Linked DNA regions of Homo sapiens: region 1 is linked to region 2. A link is a contact called in ENCODE Hi-C or POLR2A ChIA-PET data. All regions are on one chromosome and are shown on one strand. Each heading gives the region's core, a stretch centred on a gene start or an enhancer-like site at or near the end of the contact. The rest is flanking DNA. Distances are from core to core; before and after follow the strand shown. Region 1 has its middle 21 kb from the start of RPUSD4. Region 2 has its middle 19 kb from the start of FEZ1.

Region 1 (6,685 bases), core at 520-3,019, 670 kb after region 2:
ACCGTCCGAGGCTGAAGTCCACTACGGCCCCACAGAGCCCCAGCTGCAGGAAGCCAGAGAAAAGAGCGCCATTCCTGCCTCCGTCTCTGTGAAGGGCGTCCCGGGCTGGGACTGGGTGAGGTGAAGGAGGTTCCTCACTTCCCTGACCAAGGCCCTGCCCGTAGCTCTCACCACCCTCTCCTCGCCTCTGCCCATCCCTCCTTGCCCTCCCACACAGGTCTTGTGGGGGCTCAGGCACCCTCATCAGCACCCCTGCATCATGGGGCCGCTGCTGGGCCTCCCCTAAGAGGGGCTCTCCCCAGTGAAAAGGAGGCTGAAGAGAGGATGGCGCCGAAGCTGCCACCCAGAGGAGAGAAGGGACATTAACACAGAAGGAGAGACTGGAGAGAGAAAATAAGAGACAGAAAATGAGAGGCAGGGAGCGAGGCAGGTGCGAGGGGACGAGAGTGCAATCTTAACAGAAGGGGAAGGCACTAACCAGGGACCACATGCTGGGGCACAGAGGGATGAATATGTATAAACACTGAGAGTCAGACAGGGACAGAGACTGTGCCAGGGACCACAACAGAGGCCGGCAGATGATGGGCGGCCTGTCATCTTTTGGAGCCAGGCCCTGTTAGGAGAATTCTTGGCCTCAGTTGATGCTGGGGGCAGGATGGAGTGTGCCTTCCCCTCCAATTTTTCCAGCTGGAACCCTACATGCAGCTCCAAGCTTTCCCCATCCTTTCTGAGGTTCCGGCTGCAAAGACTCCCAGGACAGGCCAGCCGGGTCGCTGGGCCTGAGAGTGGCCCACCCAGGGCCCACCTTGGGCAGGTGGGGGAGACCGTGGGCTTCCAGGAACAAGGAGCCCCCAACAAGTACAAGAAGGACCCTAAGGGCTGGGTAGGGTGGCAGGGTGGCTCACACTTGTAATCCCAGCACTTTGGGAGGCTGAGGTGGGCAGATCACGAGGTCAGGAGATTGAGACCATCCTGACCAACATGGTGAAACCCCGTCTCCACTAAAAATACAAAAATTAGTCAGGCGTGGTGGTACGCACCTGTAGTCCCAGCTACTCGGGAGGCTGAGGCAGGAGAATTGCTTGAACCCGGGAGGTGGAGACTGCAGTGAGCTGAGATCACATCACTGCACCCCAGCCTGGTGACAGAGCGAGACTCCATCTCAAGAAAAAAAAAAAAGAAGGACCCTAAGACCCACCAGCCAAACAGATCCTCCCACACTCCTTCCAGGTCTGCACCGGACACAGCTGGGCTAAGTGGTGACCTGAGACCCAGGGAGAGCTGAAGCCGGGGAGTTTCTGGGTGTCTTGATGTTGAGGGGTAACTTGTCTGCTGCTTGGAGGGCTCCTTTAGTCACCGGCTGAGAGGATTATCAGGACGGCGCAGGCCTCCAGGTGTGCCACGGCCCTGACTCCGCAACAGCTCTGTGCTACCTACCTCCCCCTCCCTGGGCTTTCTGACCTCTGCCGTCTCGTGCTCCCCTCCCCTATGGGTCAGGATCCAAGCTCCCCAAGTTTGCTACTTCTCCAGCCATGTCGCTCCCTGCCACAAGCTCTACACTGCAGTAACACACCACACTGCTTGCAGACACATCTAGAAACCACAGCACTCCTTCCTCTGGAATGCCCCTCCCTTCTCTCCTCCTGAAAGCTCTCAGGTCCCCAGGAAGGCCCCCTCCCCACCCAGGCTGCATCGGCATTTTGCTAGTGATCTCCGGATGCCTGGGTGCCTCTCCTGCAATCTCTCTGAAACATGTCAGGTGCTCCAGGACAGGGCTACAGCTGCATCTCGACACCCACTACGGCCAACACACAGCCCGGGCCCCTAGGTGATGGGTGGACAAATGAGATGCGGTCAGGATTATAAGCCACACCTCGCCTGACTGGTTCTCCACTTCCTTTTTGTCTTTCCACCTAGATGGCAGGTGCACTGTGTGCAGAAACTGTATCTTCTGCTTCCTTGCCCTCTCCCTAGTTTCAGACAATGTTGTGCACGACAGACACTTGCTGACAGGAAGAGGGGTCAGAGTCTTGCGTGTTCCAAGGGATCCACCTGAATTCTTCAAGGACCCTGCGTTCCGGGCACCAGGGACAAAGCCAGGTCCATGTGTGGTTTCTCTCTTTTCTAGGGCCTGCAAGTTGGAGAGATGCCCTCCCCTCCCCCATAGAATCCCAAACCCTGGTCTGGGGCTCATTCAGGTGGATTTCGGGACAGGCCAGAGGGAAGGGACAGCAACGGAGAGCTGGGGACGGGGGCGCTTTTCCTCGGAAAATAATGAGGCAATTAGAGGAGGCCGAGAGCAGTTCCAGATGTGGCGGCTGACTGCTGAGATAGTGACGTGTACTTCTAACATGTCAGCACGCTGGGGACTGAGGCTGTCTGCAGCTGCTCCAGCTGTCACCTGGCCCCACTGTGCTGCTGCGGTTACCTGGCCTAATGGTTTTGGAATGAGCTGGGCTGGGGCCCACGGCCTAGAACCCTGGTCCCCAAAACTTCTTGCCAGAAAGAAACTCAACCTCAGTAAAAGCCCCATCTGCTGAGGGCCGTCAAGACATTCACCGTCACCTGCCTCGCCTTGAAGTTCGATCCCCTCCAGGACAAGCTTTCAGGGGAAGCTCGGAGCCTGGCCCCGAGCAAGCGCTGGGGACAGAACACAGTGTGGTTGGATGTGGCCCTAGGCCCAGAGTTGCCTAAAGTCCAGGCATGGGAGACAGGACAGGGACAAAGCCCCTCCGACAGGAAGCAGCCAGTGGCTGGCACTGATCAGGTGCACACAAAGGTGTCTGTGTTCCTGTCTGGCCCCTCCCCAGCAGGCCCTGGACCCTGCCCTCTCCATCCCATCTTTCCCAGGCGTCCTGAGCTGCCTGGCCTTTTGAGCGATTACTGGCACAGGATACCAGCACTGACAGCTCTTGTCACAGTCCCCCAGGCCTCATTCATGCTGGAGAGGCGAGGACAGCTTAATTCCCAAACTCAGACACAGGATTGCCTGCCAGATAGGGCATGGGGCTGCCACTGACCCCCACCCCTCCCTCCCTAGGAGGTGGGCACCTGGGAACAAAGCCTCTGGTGTCCCCTCTGCTCTCCTCCCTCCTCTGACCTCCCCTTCCCCTCTTTCTGCATCAAACAGCAGGTGCTGATGGCAGCTAAATTGTCCAGGGATGAGTGATGCTGGGTGCTTAGGAGGATGAGAAGGAAAGAGCTTTGGACATGACAACCTCAACCCTTCCCCACTCCAGCCCCCATTTGGGGACAGGGAAAAGAATTGATGTCAGATGTAGGGGGTTCCCTTAGCCCCAGTATTCTGAGCTTCTGGCCCCCACACCAGGAACCAAGGAGCACTGGCTTCATGCCAACACCTTCAAACCACCCCACACTCCGTGTGGAACCCGAGGCCCTTCAGGAGCTGTCAGACAGCCCCAGGGAGCTGCTGGCCATGCTGTGTTCTCCTGGCATCTTCCCACTCCCAGGCCAGCCACCTTGGCTGGGGGTATCTGCCATGACCTTCACTCCCTGAGCCCTTGGTCTTCACATCCATGGTGGACAATCCCAGATGGGGGTTCCCCAAGTCCCGCCCAGTTTGGGAAACAACTGTGCCCCCTCCCATTTCCAAGGCCATCTCCTAAGCTAGCCTGGGGGCTCCTCACATGTGCTCCTGAGGTTCTAACAACCACTTGGGCATGGCCTGCCCTCTCCGGAGTCAAAGCCACTAATTCAGCTTGGAATGCCCTTCTCCATATGCAGTGTGGAGGAACTGACCCCCTTTTTCTGCTTTTCCTTTCCTAGTTCTCCCCCAAACTGCAGTCAGAATAGCAGAGTTAGGGCTGTTCTTCATTCCCATTAGGACTCTAGAAAAACAGACTAATGGCCCCAAAGAGCGTAACCGCATGACCCTCCTCCTCTAGAGAAAGTGCTAGAAATCTAATCGGGCAGCAACATAGTACCGTGGGTAAGTCCGTGCGTCCAGGCCTGTTTCCTGGCTTTCCAGGTGCATGCCCTCAGGCAGTCTGCCCAAGCTGATTTCCTCATCTCTGAAATATCTCCTTCGTGGAAGCACTGCGGGATTCAATGAGCTCACACGGCACAGCCCCAGCACCGTGCCTGGCTCGCGGCAAGTGTCCGATAGAAGCCAGCCTCTGCTGCTGTGACCACCTTCCCCAGCAGTGGCTGGTGTGTGCTATGGGCTGACTGTCTCTCCCAAATTCCTGTGTTGAAGACTCAACCCCAGTACCTCAGAATGTGACGACCCTTGGAGATAAGCCTTTAAGGGGGTGAGTCCATTGAAATGGAGCCTCGAGGACGTGCCCTCACCCACTCTGACCAGTGTCCCTGTAAGAAGAGGCAATCAGATCACAGGCCCACACCGAGGAGAAGCTGTGTGAGCGCACACAGAGAAGGCAGCCATCAGCAACAGAGAGGCCTCCAGAGAAACCAAGCCTGCCAACACCTGGATCTTGGACTTCCAGCCTCCAGAACCATGAGCAAATGAATTTCTATTGTCTAAGCCACCCAGGCTGTGATATTTCGTTACGGTAGCCCCAGCAAACTGTGATATTTTGTTATGGCAAGCTGCAGTGTGACCAGTCACTGCCTGGGATGCCAGGCCCGTCCTTCCCAGCCCAGGCACCGTGCAGGATGCCAGGCCCCAGAAAGGACGGGAAGGCCCCGGGCAGGATAGTAAAAGGCCCGATGTCCAGGTCCCTTCTGGGAGGTTTCACTTCCAAGTACAGTCTGGATTCTAAACTGGATCTTAACATTGAGTTTCTACACTGCCCTTCTCTGAGATGCTGAATTTGTGGGTTCCAGTAAGGGATTAGGGATGTTGTGTCTTCTCCCGAATAAGTAATCTTGGCATAACCAGACTCAGGGTCTTGAAACTAGAAAGGATCTCAGAGATTGTCTTATCTAGAGACTGAGATCATCAACTTTGTCTCAACTGCCCATTTTACAGGTGAGGAAACTGAGGTCTGGAAAGATGGTGACACAGCTAGCTAGCGGCAGAATTTAAAAAGAACCCAGTTGCCTTGTCTTTCCATTAGGAGACCTGCCTTCCTGCTCCAAGTGTACACTCGCTCATCCCTGGCTGGGATCTGGGAAGGCTGGAGAGAGGAGAATCGGGACTTCTCTTTTGGTCTCTCAGCACCTGGTTCACTGGAGAAACACAGGTTAAGAGTGGGGCTCCCAAGTTAGACGGATGGGTCAAAACCTAGTTCTGCTGTGTACAGATGTGGCCTCGGGAAATCAGTGGACCACTCTGGGCTTCATGTTTATCATCTGTAAAATGGAAATAAAAACAAGGAAGAATAGTATATCCCTCACAAGGCTATTATTGGGAGCTTTTAAACCTAACAGGCTCCACATAGGCCACAAAAGTCGAATGCAGAAATTACCACGAGTGTTGGCTTTCGGGGGTCCGTGTGGGAGTAGGGAAAGGAAGAGTGAGTCTCAGCTGTGATCACAGGCCCTCTAAGCCTCTTGCTTGCCTTCTCTCGTGGAATTTTCTTTCCTAGGCTGGAGAAGTAGGGTGACAAGGGAAATCTGGCTTATAACTCCAGAAAATAAACCCAAGGATACTTCTGGAAAATTCTGTAACTTTAGGCAGGAAAAAGGCCAGACTCCCCGGCAGGGCCAGGACGGGCTGGCAGCCTTTCAGACACGGCTTGAAGGAGGCCCTGGTGTGAGACAGAGGCTCGGAGGACCGCACAGAGCCCAGGGCACAGTGGCTCGCTCCCTCCCTGTCCTCCTGCCACCTTCCAGCTCCCACCCTCTCTTTTCCTCTGTCTTCTTTCCCATGAAGGTGGCACCTTCAGTGGCCAGTGAGTCCCTGGCAGCTGTGAGTGAGTGAGACCAGGCTTGGCAGCTGTCTGTTAGCAACGGAGTTGGAGCATCCCACCATGGGGGTGATGCCCACAGCCTGAGTCCCCTTCCAGCATGGGGAGCCCCTGATTCCAAGGGGGAGATTCTCGCTTGACCCTCAGAGTGGTGTTGCATGCATGAAGTGATGACCACATGCCCCTTAAAGCCAACTACAGAGAAAGTGGGTGGATGGGTCTGGCCACCACAAGCTCCTCGGAACACAGGCTGGAGGTCTGGGATGAGGGGCCCAAGGCTGTCCACCTGGGCGGCAGGGAGGCCCGAGAGGACAAGAACCAGCCCCAGAGAACGGAGAGATGAAAGAGGTGATGAGGACAAGCTGGCGTCTTCCCGGAAACCTGGATGGGAGAGGAGACAGTGCCAGCCGCTCTCCCCGTGGGCCTCCCCCCTGCTTGCTCTCTGACCTCGCTGAGCACATCAAAGCGGGAACCCCTTCCCCCAGGCTGGCTCCCTGAATGGCCCAGGTCATCACTGGCTCCTTGAAGCTGCTGATGGACAGATGGTAATCGCTCCCAGCCTGCTGAAAGAGGACGCGGCTCCAGGTCGGAGCTGGGCCTCGGTGGGCTCCCTGCATGGGAGGCTGTCTTGGCTGCCCACTTCTCGGTCCCCCTCACTGCTCCCTGGGACAGTCTGGTTAGCTTGCCTTGGGGAAAGAGGGTGCTCGGGTAGCTCTGATGCTGGGGTTCAGAGGCCCACAGGCGCAGCAGGTGAGATGTGCAGAGACCTAAGGGGTCTGAGGACCCCTCAGTCCATGTCAGACAGGCCGTGGGAGCGGCAGAGGATCCTGCAGGAATGGCAGGAGTGAGGCCTG
Region 2 (6,567 bases), core at 1,553-4,052:
CAGAGTTTGCAGTGAGCCGAGATCGCCCCACTGCACTCCAGCCTGGGTGACAGAGCAAGACTCTGTCTCAAAAAAAAAAAAAAAAAAGAAAAGAAAAGAAAATAGGAGGAAGAAAAAGGAAGGTGTAGCCAGCAGAAAATTTCTAAAGAAGGAATTGTTGCGGGACACAGAGGACTAGAGAGACTAGTACGGGTGAATACAAGAGGTATTTATTTTAAGGTACACAATGGCTCAGTGGATTCACATCTAAAAAGCTGAGCCAGTGCGTACCTTAAAATAAATATCCTCCTGTATTCACCCGTACTAGTCTCTCTAGTCCTCTGTGTCCCGCAACATTTCTTGGAGAGCCAGCCAGGAGGAGTGGAGATGGCAGATTTACTGTCTCCTTTGCCTGTGGGGCTGGAGCCCCAGGTCAAAGGAAACCTGTGACCCCAGGCGCCGCCGGGAGAACTTCAGCCCAGAAAGGAAATCAGCTCTCCTGTGACCCGGCACCCCTAACCAGCAGCACAACAAAACTTGAGAGGCTACAGGACAATTCCAGAAACAGTGTGCTTCAGGAACCACGGTCAAGTATTGAGTCCCAAGGCAGGACCTGTCCCATAAGGACAGAAGAGGAGCCTGATCATGTCCAGGGGCGTGACTATTAATCCGACCCAGAGGGGCTGGGGCAGCGAGCGTGGCTCACCAATTGGGATGAAAACTCACACCCCAGCTGACACAGGACATGAGAGTGGCTTGCAAAGTAGGTTAAGAAAAAGAAACTAGAGGTGGTGAGAGTGGCTCGCCACTCCAACTGGAAACACAAGAACAAAAGAGCATCAGCTGCTCTTTTATATTTCCCATTCCTTTACCTGATCATATCACGTAGGCCATGAGGCCTGATAAATCATTAAATAAAACTTGATCAATACATACACACAAAAACGTGTTCACAAATGTACATAGCAGCTTTATTCATCATAACCAAAAAAGTTGAAACAACCTTTTGGGGGTCAGAAAATATGGCATTTTGAAATGCTGAGTACTTTGAACTAAAGAAGCAGCCTCTGGCAGAGTACAATGGCTCACACCTGTAATCCTAGCATTTTGGGAGGCCAAGGTGGGAAGAATTGTTTGAGCCCAGGAGCCTAAGACCAGCCTGGGCTACATAGTGAGATCCTGTCTCTACAAAAAAATTTAAAAATGGGCTGGACATGGTGGCACATGCCTGTGGTCCCAGCTACCTGGGGGGCTGAGGTGGGAGAATCACTTGAGCCTGGGAGGGTGAAGCTGCAGGGAGCTGTAATGGTGCCACTGCACTCCAGCCTGGGTGACAGAACAATATCCTGTCTCAAAAAAACAAACAACAACAAAAAACAACAACAACAAAAAAAAGCAAAACAAAATTTTTTAAAGGAAAGGGCCTCAGAACCAAGGTCTCTCTGACCTTTCCCTGCTTACTATGTCTTGATTCTCTTTTTCTCCCAAAGCATAGGGAAGCACTTTCTCTGACATTTCCTTTATCTGACTAAGAGAAATCCCTCCAGAAGAAATGAAGTGTCATGAACTCACTCCCTGGAATCTATATGATCTCTAAGAGAGGAGACTAAATGTCTCCACATCTAGGACATCATGCCCAGACAGACTTTTCACTTATGCTTCTGAGAGCTACCTGAGAGACTTCTTCTGCATAATAAGACAACCTTTGCTTGCAGTGCTCTTCCTCCCCTCACTCTCCCACAGCTTGTTGCCACCACCCTCCAGGAGTCTTTAAGCTTCTAATTCTTTTTTTTTTTTTTTTTTTTTTTGAGACAGGGTCTCACTCTGTTGTCTAGGTTGGGGTGCAGTGGGTGCAATTACAGCTCACTGTACTCACTGCAGCCTTGATCTCCCTGGTTCAAGTGATCCTCCTACCTCAGCCACCTGAGTAGCTGGAACTACAGGGGCATGCCACCACACCCAGCTAAGTTTTGCATTTTTGGTAGAGATAGGGTTTTGCCACATTGGCCAGGCTGATCTGGAACTACTGGGCTCAAGCCATCCTCCCACCTCAGCTTCCCAAAGTGCTAGGATTACAGGTGTGAGCCACTGTGCCAAGCTAATTTTTTCTGTAGCTCACAATGCTATTTAAGCTTCAACCATCTGGCCCTCCTTTGTGTCTCATATTTTGTGGAACTCCTATACATATGCATGTAATAAATTTGTATGCCTTTTCTCCTGTTAATCTGTCTACTGTCAAGTTTATTCCAGAGATTATCGAGCCTTTAAAGGGTGGAAGGAGAGTTCCTTTCACTCCTACAAACCCAAATGTCCATCAAGGGATAAATGGATAAACAAATTGTGGTATATCCATGCAATGAAATGTCATTCAGCCATAAAAAGAACAAAATACTGATACAATGCTACAACACAGATAAGCTTGAAAGCATTATGTTGAGTGAAAGACAGCAGACACAGAAAGGCACATGGTACGTAATTTCATGTACATGAAATGTCTACATAGTGTCAATTGAAGAAAATGATGAGACAAGTCTCAATCATTTTAGATTTATTTGCCAAAGTTAAGGACGCATCCTGGAGACAGGTCTATGCCTTTCTCTGAAGATGATTTTGAGGCTCCAAATTTAAGGGGGAAAGGGTGGGATATTGAGAAGCACACAGTTTTCACATAAGCAAAAGGGGCAAAGGAAAAATGTGGGGAATCTGCATTTTACATAAGATAACACAGACAAAATGGAGTAGGGGAAAAATCAGATATTCATTTGTGTCTGGCAGGCCTGCACCTGTAAAGATGACCTAACAATTTGCATTGCCATAGTGACGTTTTAACAGCTCACTGGGAATTTCCCCATATTTTGCCCACAAGGAAATTCCTGGTGAGCTGCTAAAACATCACTGTGGCATGCAAATTGATAGGTTATCTTTACAGGTACAGGCCTGCCAGACACAAATGCATATCTGATTTTTGACTTTTCCCTTTGGCTAAATGACTCTGGGGTCCCAAAATGTAATTTCTTTTCACAATAGAAACATAAAGTAGATTGGTGGTTGCCAGGGGCTGTGGAGAGTGACTGCTAACGGATGTGTGGTTTCTTTAGTTTGGCAGGGTGTGTGTGTGGCGGGGGGTGGGATGATGAAAATGCACTAAAATTAAATTGTGGTAGATAGTAAAAGGAAGTAGTTATGTGATTGTTGCACAACTCTGTGACTATACTAAAAGCCACTGAATTGTGTAGTTTAAAAGGGTGGCTGGTTGGGCGTGGTGGCTCACGCCTGTAATCTCAGCACTTTGGGAGGCCGAGGCAGGCGGATCACCTGAGGTCGGGAGTTCAAGACCAGCCTGACCAACACGGAGAAACTCTGTCTCTACTAAAAATACAAAATTAGCCAAATGGGGTGGCACATGCCTGTAATCCCAGCTATTTGGGAGGATGAGACAGGAGAATCACTTGAACCTGGGAGGCGGAGGTTGCAGTGAGCCAAGATTGCGCCATTGCACTCCAGCCTGGGCAACAAGAGCAAAACTCCATCTCAAAAAAAAAAAAAAAAAAAGTGTGGCTGGATGCTGTGGCTCATGCTTATAATCCCAGCACTTTGGAATGCCAAAGCAGGAAGATTGCTTAAATCCTGGAGTTCAAGACCAGACTGGCCAACATAGCAAGACCCCATCTCTACAAACAAGTTTTTTTTTAATTAGCTGGGTAGGGTGGCACACACCTGTGGCCCCAGCTACTTGGGAGACTAAGAAGGCAGGAGGATCACTTGACCCTAAGGGGTAGAGGCTGCAGTGAGTTGTGATCACACCACTGCACTCTAGCCTGCACAGCAGAACAAGACCCTGTCTCTAAATAATAAATGAAAAGGTAAATTTTATGGTATGTGATTATATCTCAGTAAAAGTGTGATTTTTTAAAAAGTCAATGAATCTTAAACAAATAAGCAAACAAAAGCTTAGTCAGGTCTCAGGTGATGCTACACTACTACCCAAACAGATTCATTTCTAAAAAGCAAGCAGCGTAACAAGAGCAGCCATTTATGTGCTTACTATGTAAGGAGCTTTACCTAACAATACTGTTTGTTAAACTTTTCATCTCATTTTATTTGCACAATGACCTTATAAAGTATGTATGATTACCCTTTGTTTAGGAAAATGAGAAAACAGGCTCTCAGGGATGGGATAATTTGTTCAAGGCTCACACAGCTAAGAAGGGGTAAGGCAGGAGTTCTAACCCAGAGAGCCATCTGACTCCAAAGTTCAGGATAGCCACGTTCCCACTATGTTCATCAAAAAAAACAAGAATGAGCCAGGCGCTGTGGCTCACGCCTGTAATCCCAGCACTTTGGGAGGCCGAGGCGAGCAGATTATCTGAGGTCAGGAGTTCGAGACCAGCCTGGCCACCATGGTGAAACCCTGTCTCTACTAAAAATACAAAAATTAGCTGGGTGTGGCAGCGGGCGCCTGTAATCCCAGCTACTCGGAGGCTGAGGCAGGAGAATCACTTGAACCTGGGAGGCAGAGGATGCAGTGAGCCGAGACTGCACCACTGCACTCCAGCCTGGGTGACAGAGCGAGACTCCAGTGCAAAAAAAAAAAAATGCTGAGAAGGATTTTAGCTGAGTCTAAAACAAGTACTGGCAGGGCTCTGCTAACCACGCTGCTGCTCACTCCTTCTTCTGCAATAGTTATTTTTCCCTAATGGGTTTTTGTCTGTGTTGGAAGGAAGTCTTTTCTTCCACCAACTATGTTGTAGTGTGTGTTTGGGGCTTGGGGGACTGCAAATTAATTGATGATAGACAGATCCACAGAAGAAAAGACAAGGATTATTTACACATGCATGGGGGAGTACTCAGTAAAGGGTAATCCCTGGCAAAAATAGCCAGGGGTACGTGTGACTGCATCAGTTTAACAAAAGGGAATGGTGGTTAAGGCTTCATTGGGAATGTATGGAAGATTCTATTGGGCTTTTTTATTCTGATGCTAATGTACAGTCTTCTTTCTGGCTGGAAGCTGAATTAGACCAAATCTGGGGATTCTCCCAAACCTGAAGGGGGGTTAATGGCAGTCGTATTTTGGGAGGCTCTGCTTTAGTCAGATCAGGGAAGTCCAGATATGATTTCTATCTGCATCTGCTGTAGCTCAAATGGTTTCAGTTTAAAATAAACTTTTTATCTTTCTGAGGGTTTCTTGGTCCCTTCATTTGTTTGTTTCTGCTTTTACTATATTCCCAGACATTCTCAACATTATTGCAAAGATTTTTTTTTTCTTGCTTTAGGTGCTGCTTGGAAATGTCCTTGTCCCTAGATATCTTTAATAAAAGGTTCTTGGGCTCCAGAGCCCGAAAAAGCTCTGGGTGGTATTTTGCCTGCAACCAAAGCTTGACGTCAAAATTTGCACACGTGTTGTAGGATCATTTACTCTGTGTCTCCAGCCCCTACTCTTTTCTTGGTGTTCCTGAGTTATACTTCAGAACAGAAAAATATCAATAGGTTTAGATCTTAGTTCCACATTTGGCTCCCAGCCCTGCTCTAAGGCCCACCTCAGCTGAATTAAGGAGTGAGGTTTGAACTCATCAGCGGATTCTCCTTGGGTCCAGCTGCCCTCCTTTCCTCCTTTTTCTCTCCTCTGCAGGAAGGAAGGCTGCTTCCCCCTCCCCTATTCCTAAGGACTACTTCCCACCTCTTCCCTTCCCTCCACCCCCCCAGCTGCCTTTCTTATGGCTGCCAGGTTGCCATGCCAATAAGGTTCCCATGGTTACTAGGAAGAGCTGCTGCATTCCCACAGGCAGCTTTTATCTACCAAAAGAGAAAGGGAAACTAAATTGCTCCTAGGGAAAGAAAAAAAAAAAAAAAAGGGAGGGGAGGGACAGAGTTGGTCTTAGCCCAGGAGATCCTGCAAAAGGGGTCTTGTTAACTCTGGTATCTCCAGGCTGGACCTTGAACCAAATCCTGCTGCATCTATTCAAGTTCTCCTTCCCCTAAACCTAGGGAGAGAGGCGCCTGGCACTAGTTCAAGTCCATTGTTTCGCCTAGTATGGGGTCCACATAGACACCGCATTGTGAGCATCATGTTAATACATAAATACACTAATACATCTGTGCTCTTTGTCTATTAAGGAAACTGGCAAAATGCAAGGCATGCCCTGCTGCCTCCTCAGTTGGATATCTTGTCAGAGAAACTGCTTTTCTCCTGCTGGAGTTTCTTCCTGGGTAGACTATCTTAGGCCACGCCACTTTTTTTTTTTTTAATTCAGTTCATTTTTCTCAAATATAAACAAATATATGTTAGTGTAAAATTAAAAAATAAAGTAGCCGGGCATGGTGGCTCACGCCTGTAATCCCAGCACTTTGGGAGGCCAAGGCAGGCGGATCATCTGAGGTCAGGAGTTTGAGACCAGCCTGGCCAACATGGTGAAACCCCGTCTCTACTAATAATACAAAAATTAGTTGGGCGTGGTGGCACATGCCTGTAATCCCAGCTACTCAGGAGGATGAGGCAGGAGAATCGCTTGAATCCAGGAGGTGGAGTTTGCAGTGAGACGAGATCACGCCATTGCACTCCAGCCTCGGCTACAAGAGCAAAACTTCGTC

The links. A loop is a pair of places that touch in the nucleus more often than their neighbours do. ChIA-PET counts read pairs that join two places held with the same protein, here RNA polymerase II (POLR2A). Pooled maps may share reads with other maps.
Region 1: a loop to region 2 is called in a pooled map, with 5 times the contacts of the local background. The contact joins two enhancer-like sites. A Hi-C loop is called at or near these places in 2 of 50 pooled maps. POLR2A ChIA-PET finds 5 or more read pairs at or near these places in 2 of 52 experiments (B cell and OCI-LY7).

Annotation. Positions count from the first base shown.
Region 1 is chr11:126,186,927-126,193,611 of GRCh38, forward strand. No RefSeq gene overlaps it. Among named protein-coding and RNA genes, the nearest start is that of RPUSD4, 21 kb to the right of the region's middle. Within about 2 kb of position 1,770, at least 2 of the 41 ENCODE cell types and tissues checked have a DNase peak (open chromatin) inside an H3K27ac peak, as active enhancers do; they include OCI-LY7, where a contact is called at or near this core.
Region 2 is chr11:125,511,614-125,518,180 of GRCh38, forward strand. No RefSeq gene overlaps it. Among named protein-coding and RNA genes, the nearest start is that of FEZ1, 19 kb to the left of the region's middle. Within about 2 kb of position 2,803, at least 9 of the 41 ENCODE cell types and tissues checked have a DNase peak (open chromatin) inside an H3K27ac peak, as active enhancers do; they include OCI-LY7, where a contact is called at or near this core.